Regions from separate parts of the Mus musculus genome. Here all the other regions are linked to region 1. A link is a loop called in an ENCODE intact Hi-C map of the cell type or tissue named here. Cell type or tissue: left cerebral cortex. All regions are shown on one strand. Links, peaks and the distances in the headings refer to the core of each region. The heading gives the core; the rest is flanking DNA. Region 1 overlaps Zdhhc14 (zinc finger, DHHC domain containing 14). Region 2 overlaps Zdhhc14 (zinc finger, DHHC domain containing 14). Region 3 overlaps Zdhhc14 (zinc finger, DHHC domain containing 14).

Region 1 (10,190 bases), core at 1,380-9,379:
AGTTGCTACGTGCTATGCTAGATTCTAGGCCCAGGGGTTATGTCTACCAAGAACCAAGCAGACACATTGCCCTGAGCTGCTTTCTGGGGAGTGTCCAATAACAAGCAAGTCGGGAGAGATGACAGTGCCATGCAGGGACTAGCACTGTAGGAATTGAAAGCATGAAAAAGGGTTGCGTGTATGTGATCAGAGCAGGGCTGGGGTTTCAGGTTTTATCGTTTTATGGAGCAGTGTGGTCGGAGGAGATTCTAGATGCATGGTTATCTGGGAAAACGGAGGACTAGGCCAAAATGGATGCCCAGAGAAAAGGCTCAAAACTCCAAAGGAGTAATAAAGGCATAGCAATCGGGCAAGGGGGTGGAGGAGAGGATGCAGTCAATGGGATGCTAGGAGTCAGATGGCTTTGTGGCCTCTACGAGCCCCTGAATCTGAGTTATGAGCCACCTTACAACAGCCCTCCTGGGATTATCGTACAGGCAGAAGACGCAGGCCCAGACACCACTGGGGCAGGCAGATTTAGGAGGCCAGGCTCCAAGTATGAGAACATGCAATGTAAAATAAAATCCCCAAGTGATGGCCACGTTGTCACATTTTCCCTTGATGAAGCCTTCTTAAAGCTTGCAGGGTATCAGTGTTGATGAGACACAGAATCAGAGCAGAGCTAAAGCCCCCTACAGAGTTGCCAAAACAAGAGCAGAACAATGCGCTTTTAAATATCAGATGGGGTTTAGAGACAACCAAACCTGAGAATTTAGTCTAGAGCAAGGAAAAAAAAAATTCCAAAGGACTACATGGGCCAGGCCGGGCCCTGCATGGGAAGGTCTCCCTAGCACAGGGCACCAGCCTGCTACCATGTTCAGATCCGTACACTGCTAGGGCACACTGAGAGTGAGGTGGCAGAGGCTGTGTCCCCAGTTAGTTCAGAACCCCTGTATGATCTGGAGGGGACAGAACTGCAGTAAAGGATGTATGGTGTACATTATGTCATTAAAGGGCCAGCTCAGGACAGACACACGCACACACTGGCTTTCAGGCTGGGCTGATGGCTCAGTGGTTAAAGCATTGACCATACAGGTGGGAGGACTAGAGTTCAGACCCCAGCACCTACAGAAACATTGGGAGGACATGGTGGCCTTCCTGTAATTCTGGCCTCAGGAGGCAGAGACCAGGGGTTCCCCCTCACAAGCTGGCTAGTGAGGCTAGGCATATGATTCTAGCCATACCAGGAAGCTCTAGGTTTGAGAGACACCACCTGACATCCCGACTCAATGAACAAGGTAGAAGAGTGAGCCAGGATAATTCCAGCATCAGCCTTGGGCCTCCATACGCTTGAGCCCACACATGCACACCCCCCCACACACACACACAAGTATCGTGTGCCCATATACAATCATACCTATACATACATGCATATACCACACAGATTAAAAATGCCTTCCATTCCTGTAATTCACATACTACTCAGAAGCCTCTGGATTCCTAGAATTTTAAATGCACATCAAAATTACTTGACAAAAGTATTTAAATACAACAATTTCCCCTAACAGTCCCTTGCCATTCTTAACGGCAGGTGAGTAAATTGGGCCGTCTGCACAGACTATGAGATAGAGGCTTGCTATCTATAAGTAGATCTTTTGGGTGTTTAGGAGGCCCAAATGAGAAATAACGACCCTTCTGCATGCTTGGAAGGTATGCAGATACAAGGCTCAGAGAGCACCTCCCCACTTTCCACAGGTGTCCTGAGACTATATGGGCGGGTCTGTTCCTGCCAGGCGTCCCATGGGAGGAAGGCTACAGGTGCAGGGTTTGAGCTGGCCCCATTTAAACTCTGCATCTCCAGTTGTTTGTGGCTCCCTCTCTTTGATGAGGGCGCCTTGACCTTTAGGACACAGAGGGAGCCTGGGGTTTGGACTGGTGTGCTTTGGGAGGTCTCGGGGAGTCCCTGTGTAGCCCACGCAGGGTCGCAAGGGGTTCATCGGTACCCTGCTCTCTCTACTGTCTGCTCTCATGGTTTTCTCTTTTGTCCCCAGGGTCCTCTTATTTAAACATCTTTTTTTGGCAGCCATTCTTCTGGCCATCTAGAATAATCAACCTAGCTCCTGAGAATGGATCTGTCCCAGTACTGGCATCGCAGAGAAATGCCGGGAACTTCATAAAATTATCTATTGGGGACTTGGGGAGATGGCTCAGTTTGTAAAGTTGTTCCCTCACAATCATGATTTCCAATATCTACTTAAGAACCAGCCACTCCATACCTGTTTGTTACCCTAGCATTAGGGGTGTGGCAGAGATAGAGGACCCCTAGGGCTCACTGGCCAGCCAATTTAACCAATCAGGGAGAATCAAATTCAATAGAAGACCCCATGCCTTAGTAAGTGTTTTATTGCTGTGAAGAGACACCATAACCAAGTCAACTCTTACAAAAGAAAACATTTAACTGGGGCTGGCTTACAGTTTCAGAGGTTCAGTCCATTGTCATCATGGTGGGAAGTGTGGCAGGGTGTAGGCAGACAGCGTGCTGGAGGAGCAGAGTTCTACATCTTGATCAGAAGGCAGCAGGAGAAGACTGAATTCCACACTGGGTAGAGCTAAAGCCTGCCCCCACAGTGACACACTTCCTCCAACAAGATCCCACCTACTCCAAGTAGGCTACACCTACTCCAACAAAGCCACACCTACTCCAACAAAGCCACACCTACTCCAACAAAGCCACACCTACTCCAACAAAGCCACACCTACTCCAACAAGGCCATACTCCTAATAGTCACTTCCCATGGACCAAGCATTCAAATCTGTGAGTCTATGGGGCCAAACCTATTTAAGCCTCCACACCCTGCTTCAAAAAATAAGATTGTGAGCCATTGAGGAAGACACAATGTCAACCTCTGGTTGACATATGTACATATGTACATATATGCACATGCATGAGCATGCATGTGTGTGCAAACCTACTTGCACATACTGAAATACAATACACCCTACACACACACACACACACACACACACACACACGACAGAAACATCTATTTGTTTCTTCTGTTCTAAAGCAGAGCGGATGTTTGTTCTGGATCCTCTTCTCTCTATTTGTCTCTCAGTAATGTGCCTATTAGGCCTGATGGTGGTAAATGTATTTCTAAGTATAGTGATTAAACAGCAAACCACAAAACAAGCCATGCTTGTGTTCCCTGCCTGTGAGGGGAGGTGGGGGAAAGCCATTTGTTTCACAATGACTCATATGGAGAGGAGAAAAGATCATTTTTATTACATCCCTTCCGACCTCCAACCTCATCTTGATGCCGCTCTGTTATTATTTCAGACATGTGAGTCATTGGCTCGGATTATTGTACTTCATGTATTGTTGGTCGTAACTACTTATTATTGAAATGCATCGTGATCGAAGAGCAGAGGTTTGAAAAAATAAGTAACTCTGTGATTTTCAAACCTGGAAGCCCACTCGAGTTCAGAATCAGTGAATCGAGGCCACTTCCTGTTCCTCCGTAATAATAAACACACACCCCTTGTCTGCACCTAAAAGGCACTTGTTCTTATACTAACGCTTTCTCTGCATAGAACAAAGCAGAACTAGCAAATGAAGTCCATTTCTTGTTAGGAGTCGTAAACTCTTAATAGGAACCTTTGAAAGGTGAATTATTTTAATATGGAAAGGACCCTCTGTCACGTGGTGGTAACATTTGCTGCGCCTGGCTAATATTGTCTTGCTGCATTTTGTTTCTCTTAAGCAAAGTTAATCTTCTCTCAAAAACTGACTTGTGGACCAACAGGGACCTCGTTGCTCAATAACGAAATCCAGTTTTTATATTTGAAATGTCGAAGAAATCAGTCTCAAGCTTTTCATTGAAGGAATTATCTTTATGTCAGATTCTGCTCCATTGAGCCAATCTCTAAACAGAAATTAAGAGTCAGTGAAGTTAGGATCTCAGTAGCCAATGGCAAAAATAAATTTATATCTGGTTATAAAGAGAGTCATTTTATCTCTATGGGAATGATGTGTGTGTGTGTGTGTGTGTGTGTGTGTGTGTGTGTGTGTGTATTTATGTGCATGAATATAGGCAATCTATATAGAATCATTTCGACGTGTGTATAAGATGTGTATATGAATGCAGGCATGCATGCTGTCATGTGAAGCACGCGGATGTCAGCGAGCAATCTCTAGCATTGATCCTTGCCTTCTATCTTGCTTGAGACAGGGTCTCTTACATGCCAGTATAGCTGGCCTGTGAGCCTCAAGGATGGGGGTTCCTTCTGTCTCTACATCCCTATTACCTTAGGACCACTTGAATTATAGTTGTGTGCTATAGTGACTCAGCTATATCTGGTTTTGAGGGAATCCAACATGAACTATTTCCATAGCCCCTTGCTATGTACTTTTAATGGCAAAAATCCTCTGATTTCATGGTCTCAGATAGTATCACACCCAGAAGATGGTTCCACTCTTCATGTGTAAACATCAAAACATACACAAATATTTTCCCCTGAATAGTTATTAAAATTGCTATTAGAGGGTTGGAGAGATGGCTCAGCCATTAAAGGCTAGGCTCACAACCAAAAATTCAAAATCACTGCTAGAACAGAAAAAAGAGCAGCATAATACCATGGCAACGCCACACCCTTCTACCTGTTCCTGGCGGCCTTTCCTTCTCTACAGTGTACAGGGTGACACTTTGTACACAGCTATTTGTGCACCTGTCTCATCATAGCAGGAGTCAGACAGCTCTCGATGCTGTTCATGACTGGAGTAAAGACATCTCATCATTTTAGCATTTGTTTTGTCTGGTGCCAAATTAGCTAATATCTTTTATGTTCCAAAAAACCCCGGATGCTTTCAGAGTCTCATTCCCCGACTCCCCAGCCCGTCTTCTCCTGTCACTTTCCAATTGAGCTTTATGAAGACGAAGATGCCTGTCTCCTGTTCTCTGTGCTGCCCTGGGCTGTATGTAGGTCACAATTCCGGAGACAGAAATAGGACTCCAAATGGTGTTTATGTCTCTGGCAGCTGTATCATCATCTTGTATGAAATCCAGGCCCTCGGAGGCGGAGGCGGAGGCAGAGGTGGAGGCTACACACACCGCAGATGGTGTTCAGTGGAGCTCAGGGCACTGCTGCTCAGAATGTGAAGAGGCTGTTTGTCTCCGAGAGGTCTGAGCTTGGACTGAGAATTTCTAAGCTGCTCGTAGTGGTTTGGCTGTTGAACCAGTGCTGCCAGTTGCCATGGGTTGGCAAGCGGCCCATCCAGCCTCATTGCTCCTGGAGTTCCATGTTCACAGTCACAATCAAAGGCAGAGTCTGCTTACTGCTTTTCATCACCAGGACTATAGATGCTCTCAGCTTCTTCTGAACTTCAGTTGAAAGCTGTCTCTCTTGCACAGATGCCATCATTTAGAAGCAGGGATCCTATAGCTTTGATAAAGAGGTTACGGGGACTTCCCAAGAGAACTTAGCACTGTCCTTGGGAAAGAGGACAGCTGTCACCAGGTGCCCACTATCTCATTAAGCTGAGCTGACTTAAAGACCTGATCCCAAAGTGCCTGGCAAAGGATTACACGGTGTGTACCTGACACACAGTAGTTCAATGAGCTATGGAATATTCTCTCCTTGTCTTCTCCGAGGAAGCCACGCAGAAGGACAGCTTCTCATCTCCCACATAAAGGGGCTTATAGGCCTCAGCATAAAAATTGCAATAATAATATATATCCATTTTCACCCAAATTCACCTATAAGTATTCATTCCATCTTATCTCCCTATGCCATACTTTCCCTAAACTATTTGAAAGAAGACTGCGTATCTCATGAGACCTTATTCCTGAATATGCAGTGCACGTTTCCTAAGAACAAGAACCTCTCATGGAATGGACACATGCAGTCAGCGTTGGCAAGTTCTAACACAGGTCTGCTCTGGTTGGACTCACCATGGATAGTTTATTTCTGGTGGCCACACACTGGCACATTTTCATGGCTTACCACAACACAAGGTTGCTTTGTAAATGACAATAAAAGAAATGAAGCCAGCATCTGGATGATAAGAAGGCTATCAAGTCTGAGTCCCTTCTCTATCACTCCCCAGCTGCTGTCACAGTCCGAGGTCTAGACTTGAAGTAATTGAATTTAGGTGCCTCATGGACATGCTAAACATGCCCCCTGTGGTGGCTGGTTTTGACACAATGTTGGCTCTATTGGGAAGAGAGTCTCGATGAGACATTGTCTACATTAAATTGGCCCATGGGCCTTCCTGTTGCCTGGAAGGGATTTCTTAATTGAATTAATTGAAGCAAGAAGACCTACCCTATATGTGGGTGTGCTTCCCCTCAGCAGCATGCATGAATTCGTGTCTGTCTGCTCTTGACTATGAACGTAATATGACTAATTGTTTCAAATTCCTGCTACCTTCTTGTCCCCATCACAATTGGCTATAACCTGCAATTGTGAGCCAAATAAACCCTTTCTTGTTTCGGTTGTTTGTGTCGGCGTATTTTTATCACAGCAACACAAACAAAACTAAAACACCCCCCAAAAAGTATTATCCGCCAGAACCTCTCACACATGTGGGCTCAAATTCTGTTGGTTGTTTCATAGTCAGTCTCTAACAAGAAAACAGTCATTTCTGATGAGACATCTTCATGTCTCAAGTAGAAATATAAGTTCCATGCTAGACCCTGGACCCCAGGCCCACACACAAAGGAAAGGGTGGGGAGGGGGCATCTCAGTAGATCTGCATACCAGGAAAAAGATTCTCTCTGCATTCTCAGGATTATAAGAAGACTGCTGTTTGCTTGGTTGTAGAGTCCCTCTCTCCTTAAACATTGAACTTGAAGCTTTTCACTGCTTACTATCACGAAATCAAATGTCTTGGGAAAGGTGGAAGTTCACTCATAGGTATTGATGATGCCAGTTTTTCCTGAACACTCAGGAGAGAAGCACAGAGCCCTTTCATGCACGGCAAATAACAACCAAAATGAAAATACATTTCTTGTGATGCGAATGCATGTTTTTTTCCCAAACGGATATTCTTGTCAAGTTCATGATGCTATTACAGAATGTCGGAGACTGAATAATTTGCAAAGAGCATAGGTTCATTTCTGACGGTTCTGGAAGCCAGAAAAGCCAAGGTCAAGGGGGCCTCCTTGTATTCAATTGTATTGCCTCTTGTATTGAAGAGGCAATCAAACGAGGCGGAACTCAATTTTACAGTAAACACATTCTTGAAGCATGGAACGTCTGCTGGCAGCATCAGTCTGTTTGTAGGAACATTTCCTTGGACTGACTTGTTAATCAAAACCCCCGAGTCACAGGACAGTCACTTTGGAGATTATGTTTCTGACATGCTAACTTTGGGGCACAGTCACCCCACTCAGGAGCTCCTCAAGGTCAGAGTTTCTTAGATTTTTTTTAAAGCAAAGTCCTTTGTATCCTCACACTCTCACTAACAAGTTCACTCTCTGAGGATGCTCATAGCTTGCCTGGAGTTGGTACAACAATAACAATGCTCTGTGTTTTGATTGTTTTGAATCCTGTGAAGAAACATCACAACTGGATGTCAACCGAGCTGGACGTGACATAGCACTGTTTTGGGTTGTGGTTTTGCTTTGCTCTGTTTCTGCCTCAGTTGATAGGGGTGGTTACAGAGGTACCAGAAATGCTCCAGGTGTTGTGTCTAGTCAGGTGGCTTTCCTAAAGACAACTCCACATGGCCAGCAGGGATTCAGCCCCCATTACTACTACATCTGGGACTGTCCTACCACCTTCTTAAAGCCATGGGGCATCTCTGGGCTTCTTCGGTGCAAAAGATTCAGAAAAGCCTTTGCTCCTTTAGCAAAGGGGTTCTTGTGATGTGGCCCTTAAGAGCCAGCTCTTAGCAGTATCCCTTGGGAATCCCATCAGAGGCCACAGTGGGATGCTAGTACCCAGATGGGCACCACACCCCCATCCACAGCTTGTTCCCAGCAGAGCTTGCTTCCTTCTTCTCTAGCTAAACAGCCAGACTCTGCTTCTGAGGACCAGCTAAGAGTCCTCTCCCACCAGGCAATTCGATCCATGGTGCCATTTGTATTTCTTCCACACTCATGACAACATTTAATGCAGCCACAAGAGACCAGTGGTAGCCATGGAAGACCTTGTCTTTTACCAAATTCCAGGCATTGAGCTAGCTCTTTCCTCTTCCACTAGCCACCTCTGTGATGCCAAGGGTCCATGTCAGCAGGCCAAGAGCCCAGTGCTTAGACCTACCCAGCCATACCACACTACACCACAGGAAGGGGACAAGGGTCAGGTGCTAGGTCTCAGGCACAAACTTTAGTCTGCCCAAGTCACTCCTCCTCTGCTGCCTCCGTTCCTGCAGCATATGCTCTACTGTCCAACATCAAGCAGGGTTTCCCAGAACTAAGGGTGGAATAGTGATGAGCATCTGGTGTTCCAGGTACCTGAAACAGGAGATGAATGTGATCCAGGGTCTGGAGCCCAGACTGGGGAGCCCTGTCTCTTAAAGACAAACAACTCAGAAGTAACAGGAGCTGAACTATACTCACGAGTTGATCATTCAGATGCTTGCTGGGAAAGCCTGGGATTGGTGTCACTCAGCCAATGAGTCTCCTTCCCTGCCCTCCAGAAACATCCATGCATGTTCATTTCCGTGACATAGCACTACCCTCTTTTGGACAAACCCCACAATACTGACAGATGATTCTTTAGTGTTTGCAAGTGAATGCATGTTACGCTGCTCAAAGGTTCCTGAGTTGTTTCACCCTGGTGGGTCCAATAGAGGTGTCTCTAAATCTGTATCCTCTTCCGTGGTTCTGGAGAGGGGTGGGGCAGTGGACCATGGGTGTTTACAATGCAAAGGGCTCGTGTATATTTATTCAAATTCCAGACATTCTACATCGATTATAAAAGCAGGATTTTTTTTTTTTCTGCCTGGCTAGCATCTCTCTTATGGGGCTGTCATGGTGGGTGGGAGGGGGGAGTTGTCACAGACAGCACTACAGAACCACCCCAAATCTATACTTTCTTCTTTAAAATTCTAATTCACCTCTTCTGTGGGTATATGTGAGTGCGAGCCTGGATGTGCACATGCCACGGCGCATGCGTGGAGACCTCACAAGGACGGCCTGGGGTTTTGTTTCAAGCTGCTCACTTTATTTGAGACAGGGTTCCTTTATTAGTTCAGGGCTGAATATGCCTGACTACCTGGCCAGTGAGCTTCTGGGAAGTCTCCTGTCTCAGTCTCCCTTCTCTCTGTAGGAGTTCTGGGATTACAAACGCGCGTGCTACTGCATGCATGCTGAGGCTCTGAACTCCCGTTCTCACGCTTGTCAGACAAGCTCCTCACACGAGCCTCATTCCCCTGCCCAGACATTCTCAGTACAGATGTGTTTAAATAGAAATCAGTCTCCCTCATCTGGCTGTGGATCCTAACATTGTGATTCATTTCTCCTTTCTCTCTGCACCCTGCTGGCAGCTGTCGGTACCTGGCAGAGAAGATCACCCCTGCCATCCCCGTGGTCGGTGGCATCCTGTTCTTCTTTGTGATGGGGACACTGCTTCGGACCAGCTTCAGTGACCCGGGAGTCCTCCCTCGAGCCACTCCTGATGAAGCCGCTGATCTGGAAAGGCAAATAGGTAACACTGAAGCTCTGCTTTTAGCCTTCGGCCACTCCCCATCGGTCCAAGCTCCAAAGCTGGGGACAGGCTGAGGTGCTTGAGCAGCGGGCAACGGGGCAGGGCTCTGGCTGGCATGAAGAGTGGTGGGGAAGGAAGGAGCCATAAGAGAGGACCTGAGTAGAAGGTTGGGATGACCCAAGATACAATTTGCAAAACACAAGAAAATCAAGAAGAGGGAAGACCAATGGGTGGATACTTCATTCCTCCTTAGAATAGGGAAAAAAAAATAGCCATGAAAGGAGTTACAGAGACAAAGTTTGGAGCTAAGATGAAAGGATGGACTATCCAAAGACTGCCCCACCTGGGGATCCATCCCATAATCAGCCACCAAACCCAGACACTATTGCATATGCCAGCAAGATTTTGCTGAAGGGACCCTGATATAGCTGTCTCGTATGAGGCTATGCCAGTGCCTGGCAAATACAGAAGTGGATGTTCACAGTCATCTATAAAATGGAATACAGGGCCCCCAATGGAGAAGCTAGAGAAAGCACCCAAGGAGCTGAAGGGGTCTGCAA
Region 2 (10,190 bases), core at 299-8,298, 83 kb before region 1:
GTAACACTGCAGCATGGCTCCTTGGCTTGCCTGCAGCTCCCCCCTGCTGCATCCCCACGCCATATGGTTGTTCGTCCGGAACACTTTCTGGTTTTGAAGCAGCAAAGGAGCTTTTCGTGCTGGCTGAGAGAGGCCAGGACACAGCAGCTCCCTTTGGACCAACTGTCCTTCACAGTTAGTTTCCTACCCTCGGCCACCTTGGATGATGAGCAGGCGTGCAGCAGTGCTGGCACTGTGCGTGGGAGTGAAGAGAGGCTCTGTGAACCCTAGTGACCACAGAGCATTGGGGGAGTTGTGATCCTCTGTGTGTGTGTGTGTGTGTGTGTGTGTGAGTATGTGTGTATGTGTGTGAGTGGGTATGTTTGTGGTGTGTGTGAATGTGTGTATGTGTGACTGTGAGTCTGTGTGAGTGTGTGTGTGTGAGAGAGTATAATGTGTGTGAATGTGTACATGTGTTGTGAGACTGTGTGTGTGGTGAGTGTGTATATGTGTGAGTGTTTATGTGTGTGAGTGTGTATGTGTGTGTGTAGTATGTGTATGAGTGTGTGTGTGTTTGTGTGCAAGTGTGTATATATATGATATGTGTGAATGAGTGAGTGAGTGTGTATATGAGTGTGAATGTGTGTGTGTGACTGACTGTGAGTGTGTATATATGTGTGTGTGAGTGTGTATGTGTATGTATTTGTGTGTTATATGAACATGTTCCAGCTGGCATGGGTACATGCATGCATGTGTGAATATATGGTGGCCAGAGGTCAACACGGAGTGTCTTTTTTGGATCATTCTCTACCTTACTTTTGGGGACAGGGTCTCTCACTGATACTGGAGCTCATCGATTGGGCTATACTGGCACTGGCCAGTGAGTTCTGAGGACCTGCCCATCCCCAAACCCTAACCCCGGGGTTGTGGGTGCTCTTTGCTCCACTCAGCTCTTCTGTAGATGAAGTGCCTCAGGTCCTCCTGCTTGTGTCACTACTGACAGCGCTCTCCGAGTGCCCTGATGTTTCTCTTACCCCTCTATTCCTGTTTGTTTGTTTGTTTAAAAAAAAAAACTCCTGGATTCCATGTATCATCTCCTGGTAAGTTGCTAGATTAGAATTTTATATTGACATAGATGGACACATGTATGTGCACAACTAGTGTATTTATAAATCCAGATGGTCTGAAGGCAATACTGTTTACTCTGTTGGGTTTTTATTGTGCAGACTCCAGAATGGCAGGAGAGGAGGCCCGCCCTGCTCAGGCCCTCCCATTGCTACATCTCTCTCAATGAAGGCAGGAGCCCAAGGAGCAGCTGGATAAACCCCACTCTTCTTATAGACAGTGTTCTGAGTACCCAGTTGCCCCAAACTCCTTGTCTAGGTAACCCTGACTTGCCTTAAATACAAAGGTGCAGGCCTTTGAATGCTGTATGTGTGTGGGTGTCCTTACCCCTGGCACTAAACATAAGCTACACGGAGTAATGAATGGGTAGGGGTGACTGGCATTTGAACATGCAGGCTGAACTGTTTCCATGTAAATTAACAGGGAGCAAAATGGGCAAGAAGAAAGGAAGGCCTGGCCTGAGGTGAATGGGTGGTGCCTAAGAGTCAGAGTCCTGGGTTAGAGTTTGACTTTCTGGTCTGTTATGGAGGATATTTGTCAAGGAGGAAGAAAAAGCCAGACTGTTTCATTTCCTCACCATTGCTACTGCCTTTATGTGGTAAGGGTTGTGGTATAGGGTCCTTTCCTGAACACCTGTCCTAGGTTCCTAGGTGCCACAAATGCTAGGGGCTTAAAGTGTGTGTGTGTGTGTGTGTGTGTGTGTGTGTGTGTGTGTAAAATTAAGCTTAATTCTATCATGGACTTCAGGTCTCTGACCAGTGAATAGCAGCCAAGTCTCAAGTATGGTGGAGTAGAAGGGGTAAATAGAGCCTCCTCTGAATGGCTCTCAGACTGAAGGCCATGACTCCTTTGGGGTTGAACAACCCTCTCATGGTGACCTAAGGCCATTGGAAAACACAGATATTTACATTATGATTCCTAACAGTGGCAAAATCACTTTTATGAAATAGCAATGGAAATAACTTTATGATCAGCACCTTATGAGGAACTGTTTAAAGGTTGGGCAGCATCAGGAAGGTTGGGAACTGCATGTATAATTGAACATAGCAATTGCACAGTCACAGATGACCACCCCGCTCTGTATTCAGTTCACTCCAGCGGTCAGTGTGTCCCACCTGTGCGGAGTTTGTCTCTGCCTTCAATGCCAGCTCCCTCTTCTCCAGTGTCACCTTCGGTTGCCTGATACCTGATCATCATAAGGGACCTGGGCGTGGAGGACAAATTAAGTTCCTACTCGGAATCTGGCTATGTGCTGAGACTAATGAGAGACAAATGGGGAATTTAACGAAGCTTTTGATTTTATGGCTTCGATCATAGGTGCTACAGCGGACAGCTCCTCACAGAGCCCCTCTTCCAGCTGTGTTAGAAGTCATGACCATATTTAAAAAATGAAAATATTTTCATGTATATTAGTAGTTCCCATTAACTATTAAAGGGAGACATTAAAATCTTCACCTGTGTGTGTGCATTAATCAGAATCAAAACCAGGCAAGATGTCCAATTCCCATTTGCGCATTTTTTATTTTATGTTCATTACTGTTTTGCCTGCCTGTATGTGTGTGTGAGGGTGTCAGATGCCCTGGAATTGGTGGCACAGAGAGTCGTGAGCTGCCATATGAGTGCTGGGAATTGAACCAGGGTCCTCTGGAAGAACAGCCAGTGCTCTTAACCACCGAGCCATCTCTCCAGCCCCGCCCATCTGGTTTTAAAGGAGAAAAGTGGTACCCAGAGAAGTACAGTGGCCTGCCTAAGGCCACACACTGACAATGAGGCAGGGCAGCCGAGAAAGTGACCTGAAACATAGTTGGTATTTCCTGACACTTGAGCCTTAGGCTGTCACCGAAGTTTCTCGGTTGATGGCTACACTTCAGTGTGAAGGAAGATGCATTTCCTGGGGTGTGCAGTTAGGCTGACAAAGAATTGACAGGGTTGATAAGCACTCTTGACTCATGAAAAATTTTGGTCCATTAAATACATTCATTTCCTACCCATCATAGGTTTACCTGAATATAAGATAAAAACAGAAGAGAAAGAAAGATGTGTAATATATCATGGATAGTGTGCTCTCTATTGTGTCTCTACTTCCACTTCTTGGCATTCACTTTGCTTGTTGGATTCAGTGTCTGGGGACATGAACTAGTCTTTCTCTGAGCAGGATCAGATGACACTATGCACTGGCTAGTTTTGTGTCAACTTAACGCAGCTGGAGTTATCACAGAAAAAGGAGCTTCAGTTGAGGAAATGCCTCCATGAGATCCAGCTGTAAGGCATTTCCTCAATTAATGATCAAGGGTTTCAGGCCCCTTGTGGGTGGGACCATCTCTGGGCTGGTAGTCTTGGTTCTATAAGAGAGCAGACTGAGCAAGCCAGGGGAAGCAAGCCAGTAAAGAACATCCCTCCATGGCCTCTGCATCAGCTCCTGCTTCCTGACCTGCTTGAGTTCCAGTCCTGACTTCCTTGGTGATGAACAACAGTATGGAAGTGTAAGCCGAATAAACCCTTTCCTCCCCAACTTGCTTCTTGGTCATGATGTTTGTGCAGGAATAGAAACCCTCACTAAGACACGCTAATTTCCCTCTGACTCATCACTGATGGTAAAATTCATTCAGAAAGTCTGGAACCTGAGCAAGCCACTGTGCTGGTCAGCCTACACCCCAGCAGCCAAGGGCTTTGAAGGCAGGCTATACAGGAACTTGTACAGGAACTTCCTGCCTTTTAAGCTTATGACCTTGAACTGTTGTAATTTCTGTGAGTTATGTTCTTACCTTAAAGTGAGGGCCATACTGACACATAATGACGAAGATGCTTTGAGGACTAACTGAGCTTTGAACACCCAAAGCTCTTGACAGCTTCGAGCAGGTCATGAGAAATTAATGAACATGATGTCGCTATAGACACAGCCCTATTTTCTGTCTGATTAGAAGGCTATGCTAGATACTGAGGTGAGATTAAGTAAGTTATCAATTTATAGTAGTTCTCAAACCAAACTAATTTGCAGATTTTTCCATAAGAGTCTTGGTCTTACCTAATTGTGCTTTGGAGACACATATGGTAGCAACTTGGGTAAATATTTATAAATGTTAGCAAACATGGTTTTGAAGAGGGTTGGTTTGGAATCTATGCAACATGTTGAGCTAGGAATTAATAAAGAACTGTAGGGCTGGTGAGGGGTCTCGGTGATTAAGAACATTTACTGTGCTTGTTGAGGATCTGACTTTGGTTCCCCACGCTCATTCGAGGTGTCTGATACCACCTGTAACTCCAGCTCCAAGGAATCTAATGCCCTCTGCTGGGTTCCACAGATACTGCATGCACGTGCACATACACACACACACACACACACACACACACACACAGCTTCTAAGAAAACTCACATATTTCCGGCAAGTTTGTTGATGCCTTTCGACAACTGGATTTCAGTGTTTGTTTGTTTGCTTGTTTGTTTTTGCTTTGTTTTTTTTGTTTGTTTGTTTTTCGAGACAGGGTTTCTCTGTATAGCCCTGGCTGTCCTGGAACTCACTTTGTAGACCAAGCTGGCCTCGAACTCAGAAATCCACCTGCCTCTGCCTCCTGAGTGCTGGGATTAAAGGCGTGCGCCACCACGCCCGGCTTCAGCGTTCTTCCTTATGTAAGCTGACAAATACTCTCCAAGCAAGACAGATGCACAAAGAGGAACAAACTGCAAATAGCTTCTGCTCCCATATACTGCCCACAGGAATCTTGAGTTAGATCCTTTCAAACCGATGCCTGTAATTGACATTTTCTTTCCTCTTATTTTTAATTTACAGCATCACTTATCTATTCATAGTAAAACATTTCAATTTTTTTGGCTTGTTTTCGAATTTCTCCCCAGAGTGGGAGAACCTTTGATGTGAAAAACCCAGCATTGTGTCTGCCTGTGCTGTAGATGTTGCTGAGCCCCTTGTGGACAGGATCCGACCTGATGTCTGGCTTAGGTGAGATATTGAGGCTATGATATGTGTGCCATGCTTTTGACTCCAAAGGAGCCGACTCATCTTTAAAGTGACCTTGCTGGCTGCTGCTGACCCTTGGTACACCTCCCTGTGATAAATTTAGCACAAATCAATGTCAGAAATAGTAACAAGTTTTTGAGGTGTGTGAGGCGGTAAATAGAAGAGCAATGACCTTTACCCTTTCCAGGTGGTGGGTTGTTCTCCGAGATGGAGAGTAGTGAAATCTGTACCTTATCGCTGACATTGAAAGCAGAGTTCTCCTAGGACCTTGATCATGGGCAGCTAGCCCCAATACCTAACACAAGAGACACAGTAGGCCCTGTATTTAATGAATGTTGATGTACTTAGTGTTTATTACGTAAGCATAATTTGTCAATAAATGAATGTATGAATCCATTGGATAGTACAGGAAATAATTGTGGGATGCAGTAAAAAGAATTATGTAAGAACATTTGGCTTAGGTAATTCAAATTAATTTCTTTAGGGTAATAGAAGAAATCATGCAGAAATAAACAGTCATCTCCATTCTTAGAAACCACTATCTTCATTCTTAGACGTTCTGAAAGGCTTCCTTTCTGAATAATAATTACTGAGGATGACATATGCTTTTGAGGGGAGGAAGAAATGAGATCAAGAGACTAGAAGGACCTGCTGAAGTCTTGAATGAGCACGGAGGCTGGCAGACAATACGAAGTGTTCAGATACCATGTGTTCCAGACGAGTCTACAGGAAATGGCCCCCGTTGGTGCAGGATCACTTTTGTGTAGCATTGAGATCTTGTGATTGAAATCTGAGACCGAGCTGATGGAGACCCAGAGCTCCTTCTCCCAGGCTTGACCTTCAGGCAAAGTTCCACACTTTGACTAAAGCTGCTTACCAGCTGCACTTCTGATTTCTTAATGCATTTAGGATTTTTCCATAAATAGATTTACCTAAGAAGACCCGAGTGTGTCCCTGAGCCATTTAAATCACTGACATTAGGACTCATCCTTTGGGGACACAAGATCACTCCTCTACAAGCCGAGATCTGTCACCTTTATTCAAACATTTTTATCCCCAGTCAATCATGTCTATAAGGTAGACTTTTCTTCCTCTCTGTCTCTTTCTCTGTTTCTGTCTCTCTCTCTCCCCCCTCTCCCTTTCTCTCTCCCTCTGTGTATGTGTTTGTATGTGTGTGTGTGCACTTTTAATGTTTTGATACAAAAATTAACAAAATTACAATTCTTTTATTTTTAAATACTCAGGACCTTAAGCTAATTTTCAAACCCATTTTTGTTTGTCCCTTGAGCATTTTATATATTATGGATCCAACATATTTTGATTATATCTATCACCTCTAAGTCCTCTTAGGGCCTCCCACCATACCCCCTCCCAACTATTTCTGCTTTTTCTTCCCTTAACAAACCACTGAGTCCCATAAGTGTTGCTTGTATGCACATGGTATAGAACTATCCCCTAGAGCATGTGCAACTACAGGAGTCCATATCTCTCCTCAAGGAAAACTGACTCTTTCTCCCTGAAAGCCAGAAGCCACCAAAAGTTCCTCAGCTCAGGGGTGGGAGTTCCTCCATCCTGGAGCTTTGATTGGCTTGATCTTGTGCCAGTCTTGTGTTGATTGGCTTGATCTTGTGCCAGTCTTGTGCAGACAGCCGGAGCTGCTGATGTTTAGACACAGCGGCCCGTATGTTTTGTACAATTCTGTAGTTTTGGTCTGCGTTTTGAGAGGACTTGTAATACCTTAATTTCCTGTAGTGTCGAGGAAACTTGGACTTCGTTTTTATGACCTAATTTGGGAGGAAAGATGCTTGGCATCACAGAATACGGGACATGTCCCTTCTAACAAAGATTCTGTGATGATCCTGCAGAGGAGAGGAATCCCAGAGCACCTTTGTCCCATCTCTCCCCTGCCCCCACAGAAATCTCCTGCCCAGCAAAGCTGGACTTCTTTGGGATTACAGTAGGTATTCTTGATCTGGGTACCTGAAGACTCTTCAGATAGGAGTCCCAAAGGGAGCCCTTCTTCTTGTGTGTTCTCTTTAGATTCAAAAGATCCCCTGTCTATGCATCCCTCATTTATTTTTAAATGGTATGAAGTCTGAATGTCGGGTTATCCATCTGCAGAGAGGTTGGCAGTCCGAAGGTCCCTTCTCCCTCAGAGTCAAGCTCTCAATTCCTGTAAACTGCTCTCCGTGTTCTTTTAGGCTGCCCTGAAGCTGCTTCTCCTTCAACTGTCAGGGGGCTTGAGTTCCCATGTTCATTTCACGTGATGTTGAGGATTTCATCTCTGTGTTTGTGTGTGTGTGTGTGTGTTTCTGTGGATGTGGGTCATATGGCAGTTAGAGGATATTGGATGTTGTTCTGGGGTTACTGTCCATGTCTGTCTGTCTTCTTCCTTCCTCCCTCCCTCCCTCCCTCCCTCCCTCCCTCCCTCCCTCCCTCCCTCTCCTTCCTTCCTTCCTTCCTTCCTTCCTTCCTTCCTTCCTTCCTTCCTTCCTTGCAATGTTGCTGACCATAGCTCAGCTCATCTGCACTCTCAAGATCACCTCGAAGTCTTAAGAGAGCCACTAAGCTCCAGCCACTGTAGGGGCTCACCAGCCACCCAGCACTGAAAGGGGGCCAAGGAGGAGTGTAAATCTGATAGCCCATGTGCTCTTCGCACACCACCTACTTAATTTTGGCTGGCACACTCTTAATCTTTGCTACCCTTGGCTGCACTCTGCCCTCACTTCCAGGAACAGTTCTCTGTTACTTCTCTCCAGACTTGATTGAAACATGCTCTTTAATTTTGGAAGGCGATTAGCTGCAAAAATGTATCTATAAAAGAAAGAAGAAGAACACAGTGAGAGATGAGAGGTTTCTCGAAAGCCTTCTAATGCATCTTTAACATCTTTAAATGTGAACTAACACAATTAGGAGAGCAGAGATGATGCTCTCTGTTGCTACTGAAAGCCTCTGAGTTCTTTCCACTTTCTTCACTGATGGAATTGCTTAATGGCACCTGCTGGCCCAGCGTTGTGTATGTTTTAAAAATTTTTTTATTTATGTACTTATTTTACATATATAAGTGTTTTGTCTGCATGTATGTCTGTGCACCGTATGCATGTCTAGTGTCCGCAGTAAGGATCTCTTTGGGACCAGATATAAAGATGTTTGTAAGCTGCATGTGGGTAGTGGGAATTGAACCCAGGTCCTCTGGGAAAAGAGCCTGTGCTCTTAACCATTGAACCATCTCTCTAACCTCCCACTTCCTCTTATGAATGCCATAGGTGATGCTGGTATAATGTCACATGCTATCTTGGCCACAGCACAGGTACAATATTGGTTTTCGTTGGACCAGAAAGTATCCCTCCTGTGAGTGTCTTTGGTGTCTGTAGGAATGGTGTTGTTGATAACTTGGAACCGAAAATAGCCACAATTTAGGTCTCGCCATTTATTTAGAAAACAATGTGTGTGTGTGTGTGTGTGTGTGTGTGTGTGTGTGTGTTTACATGCATGTGTGCATTTATGGGTATGGGAAGTGTCTGTTGTATGTGGTGTGTGCATGTATGTGGGGGAGTGGGGAGTGTGTGTGTATGTGTGTGTGTGTTCTGTGTGGTGTGTATGTATATGTGTGGTACTTGCATGTACACATGGCTATATGGAAGCTAGAGATTGAAGTCATGGGTTTCCCTCTAATGATCTCCACTTTATTTTCTGAGATGGGTGTTTCACAGCTAAAAGTCTGCTCTTCATTATTTGAAGCAGCCCTTCAAAGAGCAGCCAGATGTAGTCTCTACATAGTTGTCTCAGGGCATCTGTGGAATGTTCTAGATGTCTGACACTGCCATGGAGTAATGTGTCTGGCTAGGATACTGACAGTCTTTTTGGTCAAAGAAGCAAATGAGAGTCTAACATCTGCCAATTAGGGAGTCGGCATGCTTGAAATATTAATGTATTTGCTTATTTACAGGCAAATGAGCAGCAGAGGAGGGCGCTGATTCATACAAGCTTTCCAGTTGGCAAATAATAATACCTAGAATAATCAAGAAGGAGGGTCTTCTTAAGATTTATTTTAATTTTGTGTAAATTTATATTTATTTATATATATATAATCTATATAGTACATAATTATATCTTATATCATATATTATAATTATATTATAATATTTATTTTATATTAACTGTGCTATAATTATTATATATTATACTTGTATTGTCATAAATATATTATAACAATTATTTATATTGTATTATATATTATTAGAATAGCATATGAGTATATATATGTATCATATATTTTTTACATATTTATTTATATATGTCTTTGTGTCAGGGTATGTTCCAGTGTGTACAATGCCCAAGGAAAGCAAAGGTATTGGATCCCCAGAACTGGAGTTCCAGGCAGTTGTGAGTCACCCAGATAGGTGCCAAACTCATGAACTCGGGTCCTTTGCAAGAGCAGTACACATTGGTAACCACTGAGCCAGGTCTCCAGCCTGAGAAAACAAGTCTTAATAAGTAATTGTGTAGTTCACTCAGGCCTGTGGGCGTGGCTATGGGAACTGGCTTGATTGTTAGCTGACGTGAGAAGACCCACCCAGAATGTGGGCAGCACCGGTTCATTTTTAGGTCCGTGCAGGCTGTAAGGCAGGCGAATATAAACATGAAGCAGGGCTCCGGTTAACTTCTCTGTGCTCTTGACTGTGGATATGACCCCTCAGCCACCTTAACTCCCTGCAGGTGACAGAGAGCAACCTAGAACTATAAGTCGAATAAACCCCATCTCCCCCAAGTTGCCTTTTGTCAGAATATCTTATCACAGCAAGGGTGGTGTGTTATGAGACAAACTTACAAGACTCAGTGTTAACACTAGTAGTGATTTCGACAGGTCCAAATGGCACTTTGCAGTGCACAATACCTGCCCCTGGTGCCCCACCTGCCTCAAACAGAGCAGTGCATTTGCCACAATGCCGCTTTCTCCCATGTCCTCAGGGCATTTGCCAGGCTGCACTGACTAGACACAGGAGAAAACACAGTAGATTTCTGACTAAGATCATTGGTCCTCTTGAAGATGCAGGGTCCATGTGCCCAATAGCGGTGTTCAGAAGATGCCACAGTGGGGCAGAGAGCTCA
Region 3 (10,190 bases), core at 1,754-9,753, 93 kb before region 1:
CTGAAGAACCTTTAGTGACCTGAACACCGCTGGAAGCCTTCCCTCTCCCCTCATAACACCCTGTCATGTAGGTAGAGTTCCTTATTCAAAGAAATTTCATTTTTTCCCTTTCTCAACCTGTGGGTGGAGACCCTGTTGGGGGTGGAACAAGCCTTTCACAGGGCTCACATATCAGACATCCTGCATATCAGATGTTTACATTATGATTCATAACAGTAGCAAAATTACAGTTATGAGGTAGCAACCAAAATAATTTTATGGTTGGGGGTCAACACAGCATGAGGCACTGTATTAAAGGGTCACAGCCTTAGGAAGGTTGAGAACCACTGGTCTAGAGGAACCATATATCTTAATTTCCTGTTAAATACTCCTTTTTCTCAGTCTCAAGCCCTCTTTGGTTTCCCTAGAAATTGACAACTGAAGCTGCAAAGGGATAGAAATAATTTTAAAGATTTTTGTAGAAGAAATCGGGCAAGACAATATACAGTTACAATTCCAGCGCTTGGGAGGTAGAGCTAGGAAGATTTGCTTCAAGGCCAGCCTGGTCTACAAAGCAAGTTTCAGGCCAGCCAGGGCTACAGAGAGAGAGACTATCTCAGCAAGCAGCTGCCCAACAAGCAAGCAAACACACATAGAACAAGGAATGTGTGAAGGTGTGGGAGGTTTCTGTAGACCAAAAGAATTCCCCAGGGAAAAAAAAGTTCTTCTAGTTCTTCATGGCATGACTTTTTATGGTACAGACTGAGCTGAGGCAAGCCATTTACATAGAGGCATTGAAAGAAATCAGGGCCTGAGAAACTTCATGGGAGAGGGGTACTATCTTAGGGTTTCTATTGCTGTGGCAAGACACCATGACTAAGACAACTTTTATAAAGGACATTATTTAATTGTGGTTAGTGTCTTAGTTAGGGTTTTACGGCTGTGAACAGATACCATGACCAAGGCAACTCTTATAAGGACAACATTGAATTAGGGCTGGCTTATAGTTCCGAGGTTCAGCCCATTATCATCAAGGTGGGGACATGGCAGCATCCAGGCAGGCATGGTGCAGGAGAAGCTGAGAGTTTTACATCTTCATCTGAAAGCTGCTAGCAGAATACTGGCTTCTAGGCAGCTAGAATGAGGGTCTTAAGGTCCATGCCCACAGAAACACACCTACTTCAACAAGGCTACACCTCCTAATAGTGCCACTCTCTGGGCCAACCATTTATAAACCATCACAGCTAGCTTACAGGTTTAGAGGTTCAGTTTATTATCATCAAGGTAGGAGCATGGCAGTGGCATTCCAAGCAGGAATGGCACTGGAGAAGGAGCTGAGAGTTCTAGGTCTTGTTCTGAAGGGAACCAGGAGAAGACTATCCTGTAGGCAGCTAGGAGGTGGGTCTCTTATGTATTGGATAGAACCTGAGCATAGGAGGAGACCCTCAATGCCCACCCCAACAGTAACACACTTCCTCCAACAAGACCACATCTCCTTACAGTACCTCTTCCTATGGGTCAAACATATTCAAACCATCACAGGTACCAAGCTTTGTCTGCAGAAAACTCCCCTTCTGCTAATGTCCTCTTAAACGTGTTAGCGTGACCGGCCAGGAAAGACGCAGCAAACCGGAATCTTCTGCGGCAAAACTTTATTGCTTACATCTTCAGGAGCAAGAGTGCAAGAGAGCAAGAGCGCAAGAGCTCTAGTGCTTACATCTTTAGGAGCCAGAGCGCAAGAGTGCAAGAGCAAAAGCAAGAGTGCAAGAGCAAGAGCTCTATTGCTTACATCTTTAGGAGCCAGAGCGCAAGAGTGCAAGAGCGCAAGAGCTCTATTGCTTACATCTTTAGGAGCAAGAAGCAAGAGCCAGAGCAAGAGAGAGAATGGCGAAACCCCGTCCCTTTTTAAGGAGAATTATTCTCCGCCTAGGACGTATTACTCCCTGATTGGCTGCATCCCATCGGCCGAGTTGTCGTCACGGGGAAGGCAGAGCACATGTAGTGGAAAACTACCCTTGGCACATGCGCAGATTATTTGTTTACCACTTAGAACACAGGATGTCAGCGCCATCTTGCAACGGCTAATGTGAGGGCGGCTCCCCACAATGTCCAAGAAAGTAGGAGTTAAAAAAAAAAATCACTTTTCCCAGGGGCCCCCAGAACCATTCTTAGAAACAAGGTGTTTGTGCCTAAATAGTAAGATAATGAAAATTAACCACAGCCTTTAAATCAGAGCCTTGTTGGAAGGGAAATGTCAATTTAGAACTGGAAGACTTTCCAGTAGGTCCTTTAAAAAAATTTTTTTTTGTGTGTGGTATGTGTGTGTGTTTGTGGTTTGTGTGTATTTGTGTGTGTGTATCTGTCTGTGTGTGGTATGTGTGTTTGTAGTGTGTGTGTATGTATGGTATGTGTATGGTACATGTATGGTGTGTGTTTGTGGTATGTATGTGTATGTATGATATGTGTGTAGTATGTGTATGGTGTGTATTTGTGGTGTGTTTGTATGTATGTGTATGTATGTGTGGTATGTGTATGGCGTGTGTTTATGGTGTGGTGTGGTGTATGTGTGTGGTATGTCTATGATTGTGTGTGTGTGTGTGTGTGCGCGCGCGCGCATGCATGTAAGTTGCAGTGTCCACAGAGGCCAGAAGAAGGTGTTGGAGCTTGAATTACAGATGTTATAAGCTGCCAGATGTAGCTGCTGGCTGAATCAGGTCCTCTGCAACAGTAGTCAGTCAAGTGGTCTTAACCATTGAGCCACCTCTCCAGTATGCACCCTCCATTCCCCACTCCCACCCCTACCCAAGTAGGTCCTTTTTAGTCTTCAGAGAGGCAGTGTGAGTGATGGTTAGGAGCAGGAACCTCACTGCCAGAATTCCTGTACTCAGGACCTGGGCTCTTTACTTACCTGTGCTTCTGTTAGCTCAGCTTTAGAATGGGCTAGTGATACAGATCCTGAAGAATTAAACGAGGACAGCAGTATAAAGCACCCACCTGGCCTGCACAGTTGCCAATGTTATTTTGATTATTGTAGAACCTTATTGTGACTCCCAGGCAATCCCAACTACTCCCTTGAGAACTCCTCCTGCTAGGAGGACTTAGTTAACCCAGTTGGCTTTAGAGTGCAGGACCTGCCTTCAGGGAACCTCGGTAAAGTTTGTTGCCATGTGCATCAATGGGGCCTAAGAAACCACCTGTAACTCCAAGGGTTCTGAAATGGCAGCTGGGTACTGAGAGAGTTTTCAGTCCCCCAACCTGGCAGACCAGTGCCTCAGTACAATGTTTGTACATATCATCTTATTTCTTGTAGGGCATTGCTTTGTCTTCCTTCTTTTTTTTTCCACTTTATTTTTTTTTAATTAGGTATTTTCTTCATTTACATTTCCAGTGCTATCCCAAAAGTCCCCTATACCCTCCCACTTGTCTTCCTTCTTTTGTGGGTGTTGTATCAGTGATTGTATCACAGTCCCCAATCATGTTGGGCAAGTACTCTGCCGGCAAGCTAGATCCCCAACCTCTTCTGCTCTCACTAGTTGCCCCCGATTGGTCTTGAATTTATTCTTGAGTCCAGGAAGGTTCTGAGCTTGTCATTCTCCTGCCTCAGCTTCTATGTCACTAGTCCCAGCCTGAGGGATATTTTCTTATGCCTTGATTCTTTACAGAGAATGAGCATGCCAGCTGGCCATCTGTGTTAGAATACAGAGGACAGGGTGACCCTTCTGCCCTCTGTGGCTTGCTTTCTGGGCCACCCCCCAAGAGGCGAGATATGGAAGCTGAGTATATCAAAGTCTCAAAGTGTAGATTTCCCAGTTCTTCTATGCACGTGTGGCCCAGGGCAAGTTGGATAACTTTCTTCTGCAAACCTTACTCTCCTATTTGTAAAATGGAGCAGATAATATTTGTCTCATAAAATGTGACAGTTTTAAATAGATGGAGCTTAGGTAAGAGTTTGTTCTCCGAGGAAACTGGGTGAAGGGTCCATGAAACTTCCTTAAGCTAGTTTTATACCCTTGTGTGAGTCTTTCTGTTATTTAAAAGACAACAGCAGAAAACCATGCAAAGAACTTAGCACTGTTCTGGTCTCTCATAGGCTAAGCAGCCTCTGGAGTGTGTTTATACTAACGAGCAAAGTTCACACCCCCTGATAAATAGTTATGTGTAATTCCATGTTTACTCAGAACATCACTCTGTTGCCATACTATACAAATAGAGACTCAGTCCAAGGGAGAGGGAGCACCTTACTTGGGGTTACCTGGAGGACATTCCAAAACCTGACATTATGGGATGCCCATGGATAAGTACTTCGCTATGAGCTTCTTCCTATTAATAAAGTCAAAAAATAACCAAAAAGATGGGTTGGGGGGAGCGTCTTGGTAGACCATAGACTCAGTATGCACAAGGCCCTGGGTTTGCTCCCAAGCACCCACCCAGAGGTCTACAGAAACAGCAGCAAATGTTGGGCTTTCTTATGGTGGTGGAGCCCTGCATGTCTGAGGAAATAGGTATCTTGCTACTTTGGCAAATACCGATTCTTGGTTGTGGTCGCCCTGAAGTTTGTGTTTAGACAGAGCACCCATTCTTCTGTCTGTACAGGGAGACTGTGGTACCTCCCAGGGTTCTCTGAAGTCCAGGCCCAGTCACCGGGCAGACCTGTGAGGAGGCCGTCCTGTGGCTGCTGTCCCCGCTCTATAATTCTGGTGTCTTTATGAGCAGCCGCACATCTTCATGCTGCCTTTATGAGGACTGAATATTGCACCGCACTCCATTTCCAAAGACAGGAAGTGCTGGCCTTGACAATCTTCCTTAGTCTATGAGCTATCAAATGTGGATGTGATGTGACATACTGCCACTCTGTGGCTGCCACCATCCCCATGCCAGTAGCCTCCTGAAGGGCCCCTCCTCTGCCTTCTGTCCCCATTGCCTACCATTCTCTCAGCCGGACACTAAGAAAGGTCTTATCGAATAGACTCAAAGCCATGCTACCTCCTCTCTCAGAACCACAAGTATCTTCACCATCGCTGGCAGGTTCTGACACCGCCAGTCTAATGTGGCCAGGTAGCCTCACTTCCCACTTCACCCCTGGGCATCTGGTCCCGGCCATCTGCCTCCACCCTCCCACTTGGTCTAGACACTACTGTTCCATTTGCTTATTCTCTGGCATCATTCAGGGGTTTTGCCAAGCATCGCTTTCTCAGCAGAGACTTGGATGACTGGCCTGTGTATAACATGATCATCATGCCTTTATCCATATTTTATTTTTATCCTTGGATCTCTATGACATCCAATATAATGCATGCCTTTTAAATTTGCATATTGCTTTCATAGCTATATCCTTAAAGGCACAATTATCAAGTTTTTTCCCCTCTACTAAGTGTTCAGAAATTGGACCCAAGTGTGGTGCTGCCCAATCAATACTTGTTAAATGATTCACACTATCATTCACAATTGGTATGAGTTTCCTTGATGACTGTGTCATAAATGATGGATGACATACATTCATCCGAGTGTCTGTCGCCCATGGACCCTGTCCCAAACATCCGGCACACAGTACATCCTCAGTAGATACCCAGAGTTCTCAACCTGCCGTCAGCAAAGAGAATCTTCTGTCCGGGGAGCCAAACTGCTTGTTGGGAAGATAAGAAAATGGAGGGAACTGCTAATGGGAATGCTGGGATCTTTTCTCACTCTAAGGTCCTGAGCCTTTTTTGAGTTGCCTAGGGAACCAACCTGTGGCCTGGCTTTCGCTTTTTGGTGACCAGGCTTGTTTTGCCTGACTGGAAGAAGGGGGCTTGTACAGCCTCCGGCAGGCAGAGAGAAGGGCATCCCGGCCAGGCAGATGCAGCAGCCCGTCGCACTGGAGCGAGGTGGTGGCGCAGGCCTTTCTGGACTTTTTACAGGTCCTCTCTCCCTGCTCTGTCCCACAGCTTCTGGTCAGGAGATGCAAGACCTATTTAGCCAGAAACTGCTTCCAAGAGAACACCAAATATTTGTCCTTATTTCCAGATTTCTGTTAATTTGGCTATTTGTTCTCAGTTGCTATAACCGCTCCACGCTCTACGTCTGCAAGTGTTGGATTGGCAGATGCGCCGCGTGGGAGGGAGGAAGGGAAGTTTCCTATGCTGATTTCTCTCTTGGCAAGTTCATGTGCAAGTGCGTTACAGCCTTTTGTGTAAAAAAGAAAAGGAGGGGAGAAAGTTTTTCTGTTATTGTGTGTGCGCATCTCTCTCTCTCTCTCTCTCTCTCTCTGTGTGTGTGTGTGTGTGTGTTTAACTGCATACAGTCAGAGCCACATGTTTCACAGACACTCCTGTGGACTTGATAACCTTCTCCTTCATGTGGAGTTCATTGGCAGAGAATGTTGAGCGAGGTAAAATTGCTAAATGAAGTGTAATGGAGATCACCTCTGCTCACTCTCCAATGTGCACCAGTTACTGGCACTTCCTAGCTCCTCTATGGCCAGAGGTAGCAAGGGCATGTTGGATAATAATACAGGTATACCTGAGCCTTTCCACTGGCTTTCAGGAGATCCACAGTGGTGTGCCAGTTAGAAAGATACTAGACCCATTCAGGGAGTCTTGTGATTGGGTCAACTGAGAAGCATGACAGTGAGCTTTGCTTCTATCAGGCACAATCCAGTAAGCTCTGTGCCTTAGAACAATGTGTGTTTACATCAACTTTTGCCACACAGGCCAGCTCTTTTGCTGTGAGCCATTGCCCGTCTTTACTAATCACTGGATTGGCAGGCTGTGGGAGCCACATTGATAGGCTATCCTTCTGGCAGGGACGGGAGCCCTAACACTGGAGAGAGGGTTGCTCTGTGGATGCTGCAGATGGTCCATTGTCTGCATCTGTTGGTCAAACCAATCCTTTGGCCAGTGTGGCCAGTGAGCTGCAGGCAGCATGGCAGAGGGCATGGTATCAGTTACCTGTCATCTGCGTTGGTAGGAATAAGTCTGCCCGTATGTTTGTCTGTCTGTGCTGGTACCACCACCTCTGACTGACGGCAGGGCTTTTAAATGTTAGTCACCTGTGACCCTGTTCATCTAAGTAAGATTTGACAACTGAGTATATGGGTGTCTAAAACAGGTATATCCTATAATAAATCATGAAGAAAGTATTCTAAAGCAGTTCTTTGCTCTATGTGTAATTCTACTGTTTAGCGTGGAAGCAGATTTGCATGCTGATAAGATGAGCGTGCTTGCTCATTTTTACACAGAGAATTATCTCTTAGCTGAATATTTGATACTGCGGGTGTGTGGGGGGGGGAGGATCCTCAAAGCTTAGACAACTGTTTTGTATAAGTTCACGATACACAGAGTGGCAGACGTATGTTTAGAGACATTTTGGGAGTGATCGGAAATTCCATCCAAATCTCAAGCAGAAATGCATTTAATGGCTTAAGAAATGAAACTCAAAATAGCAGTTTTTAAAATCAGACATTCTAACATGAAATAATCCACATGCTGTGGAGTGGTGGTGGAGAAATATGGGGGGGGGGGAAATCTATGTTTTTCTTACACCATAATGTTTTTTATAAGCGCAGGAAAGTGCGTTCACAGAGGACCCTGCAGTTTAGGGTGTGCAGTAGCCAGGTGTTTCTGGAACATTCGTTGGTGCTGTAGAGCATGAAGGTGTGCACAGGGCAAAGTGCTCAGGCCGGGTTCAGAAGCAAGGTCACTGCAGTGGAGCTGCCGCGTGCAGCGCAGGCACTGCTTGCAGAAGCACCACCTCCTATTGTTTTACAAACTTGACTTTGAATCAGTTTTTGGTTTTGGGGTCTTCAGCAACCTTGCATGGTTGCTCAATATTTTACGACACCCCACCTCCCCAGAGTGCTGTCTGGGATCATGATTCACAATTGAAGAAGCTATGGCTTTATTTTTTTTAATTTGTAAGTTACAATTTAATCGTTTATTTTTGTGGGGGAGGTGGGGACATGAATATACACAGCCCACACACGTGGAGGTCAGAGGACAGACTACAGGGGCCAGTTGCCACCACAGAGATCCTGGATCAAACCCAAGAGGTTAGATTTGTCAGGAAGCTCCTTTCCGCGCACAGCTCCCTTACTGGCCTGGTTTAGATGGTTTTTGGTAGTTTAGATAGTTTTCACAGTTCCCAAGCCTTAATCTAACCTCCCCTCGGTAAACAGCTTCACGAACCACAGGAAACAGCCAAGGGTGGATCCTCTCCACCCTTTACCAGAACCCCTGAGAACTGGCTCACAGGAGAAGCAGAGGGCATATGTGAGATCTAGGACCCTCAGGGGCTGCATTCCACACCTAGACAGAGGCAAGAAAGCAATACAACCTCAGAGATGCAAACTGCAGAGATGTATGGAGCAAATGTCTTACTTAAATTTGTAAATAGCCTTATTTGTTCATTTTTTTAATGGAACTACATCTACTATTCAGAAAAGAAGAGAGCTATTGGGTAAAAATGTTTCCTGCATCCCTGTCTCCAAACTTCCTTCAGCCCCATTCACAGGGTCACTTCAGCCTCTCTGTGTCCTTCACACAGACGTAAAACACTTCTGCCTCTCTATAGAAGCCTCTTAGAAGAACAACCCATTTCAGCCAAAATTAATTCTGCTACAAACTGTATTTTTGACTCTTCTAATGTGCATTACCTTTGAGCCTATCTCTCAGGAAGATTTTGTTACTCAACAAGTATATTTTATGTTATATGCTTAAGTATATTATATAAGTATATATAACATATAACATGTATAGCAAGTTTATTCTGTGTTAGTGTAAGTCTTCACTCTCAGATGAAATAAGAAGACCAAGTTCATTTAGAAAGGGCGTGTAGGACCGAGCACGTAGTGCTATAAACTTTAACCTTGACCTTAGCCGACAATGCTGACCCTCTGTCTTCTGGGAGCTACTGATGACATCACTGTGAAATGAGCCTAAAGCTGATTCTGGGCTCTGCTGCAGCGGGGTAGGAACTGAGCAGAAGACATGCGTGGTCATCCAAGGTGATCTGGAGATCTCCAGGTCTGCGCTTAGAGCATTGGTTTTTGACAGCTATGGAAGACGTGAGTGCCCCCCTGGCACGCAAAGCCTCTTCTAGGTTCCTGAGCCCTTTGCTTCTACTGCACCTGTTTGCTGGTGGCAAGGTAAATATGCCCATGAACCAAAGGGAAACATTGTTCACAGCGCATCATTTCCTTGGCTCTTTGCCCAGGGATGTTTGATCCTGGAGCAGAAAGGCATCCCCGAGGGACACCAGACAATATGCTATTGTTGCTCCTGCCAAGGTGGCTGAGTCTGAACCCCCCACTTCCAGCAGATGCCATGTTCCTTCTCTTTCAGCAGGTGTATTCTTGGGGACCTCCCCCCCAACACTGGCAGCATGCCTGTTTTTTTTTTTTTTAAGTAACAATTTAAAGGTCTCCCCACGCCCCTAAGGAAAATGTATCCAACGAAATCCCTGAAGAAGAATCCTGGGCCAAGGGAGGCAGTTATTCATTGTTGCTAGCTTGGATCCAACTTACAGAACTGCATCTCTCGAGATGCCAGACTAGGACCCCACTGCCAAGGTGGAGGGTGGCCTTGCAGCCACCAGTGCCCAGCCTACTCTCGTTCTGAAATTCTTCCTTCTGCTCAGCTGCATCCCCATGAGCCTTATGTCCATTTGGGAAAGAGGAGCATGGGGTACAAAGAAACCAGTTCGTGGGCTTTTGCTAAAGCTGTGAATGGGAACCAGGGTACAGCAGAATGGTTCTATCACTGACCACATTGGCCGCCATTGGCAGTGAAACCTAGCATTGCTGAGTGAAGCAATAGACACTCACTTTCCAGATCAACAGTCACGATTTCCAACCAGGACACCCTGTGTAAGATGAGCCTCGCATGGCAGCTCCTATTGATCTGAGGCCAGTCTGGGACCCAGGCACTAGCATTTAAATTCCAGTTCTGACACTTGCTTGTTGTGTGACTTTGGGTAGTATACTTGGTGGGTCTCCGATTTCCTTCCTTTCCAGAATGGAGATGGCTGCAAGGATTAATCTCGACTATCTGCTTTATAGAATCTAGAAGCATGTAGGAGAAAAACCTTGGGCATGTTTGTGAAGGGGTTTCTAATATTAGGTTAGTTGAGGAGGGAAGATCCTCTAAATGTGGATGGCACCTTTGCATGGGTGTGGCCTAGGATGTGGGTGGCACCTTTGCATGGGTGTGGCCTTGGAGTAAAGAAAAAGGAGAGAG

Evidence for each region. Hi-C counts contacts between places; a loop is a spot of excess contacts. Peaks named below come from ENCODE experiments on the same cell type or tissue, not always from the same donor. Only the 100,000 strongest peaks of a DNase experiment are listed, where the experiment ranks them.
Region 2: a loop joins it to region 1, with 1.8 times the contacts of the local background. A loop is called at or near these places in 3 of 42 quality-filtered maps.
Region 3: it touches region 1 in a loop (1.9-fold over the local background); 3 of 42 quality-filtered maps call a loop at or near these places.

What each region holds. Positions count from the first base shown.
Region 1 is chr17:5,638,434-5,648,623 of GRCm38, forward strand. It overlaps Zdhhc14 (zinc finger, DHHC domain containing 14), which reads left to right. Exons shown (of 9, transcript NM_146073.3): 2 at 9,470-9,630. Among named protein-coding and RNA genes, the nearest start is that of Gm52305, 120 kb to the left of the region's middle. In left cerebral cortex, for the core only: no CTCF peak of the experiment used is centred there; a DNase peak (open chromatin) is centred at 5,093; H3K27ac peaks cover 1,781 bases.
Region 2 is chr17:5,556,632-5,566,821 of GRCm38, forward strand. All of the region lies in intron 1 of Zdhhc14 (zinc finger, DHHC domain containing 14), which reads left to right. Among named protein-coding and RNA genes, the nearest start is that of Gm52305, 34 kb to the left of the region's middle. In left cerebral cortex, for the core only: a CTCF peak has its summit at 4,334; a DNase peak (open chromatin) is centred at 4,792.
Region 3 is chr17:5,544,605-5,554,794 of GRCm38, forward strand. The region is part of intron 1 of Zdhhc14 (zinc finger, DHHC domain containing 14); the gene reads left to right. Among named protein-coding and RNA genes, the nearest start is that of Gm52305, 22 kb to the left of the region's middle. In left cerebral cortex, for the core only: no CTCF peak of the experiment used is centred there; DNase peaks (open chromatin) are centred at 6,079 and 6,671; H3K27ac peaks cover 324 bases.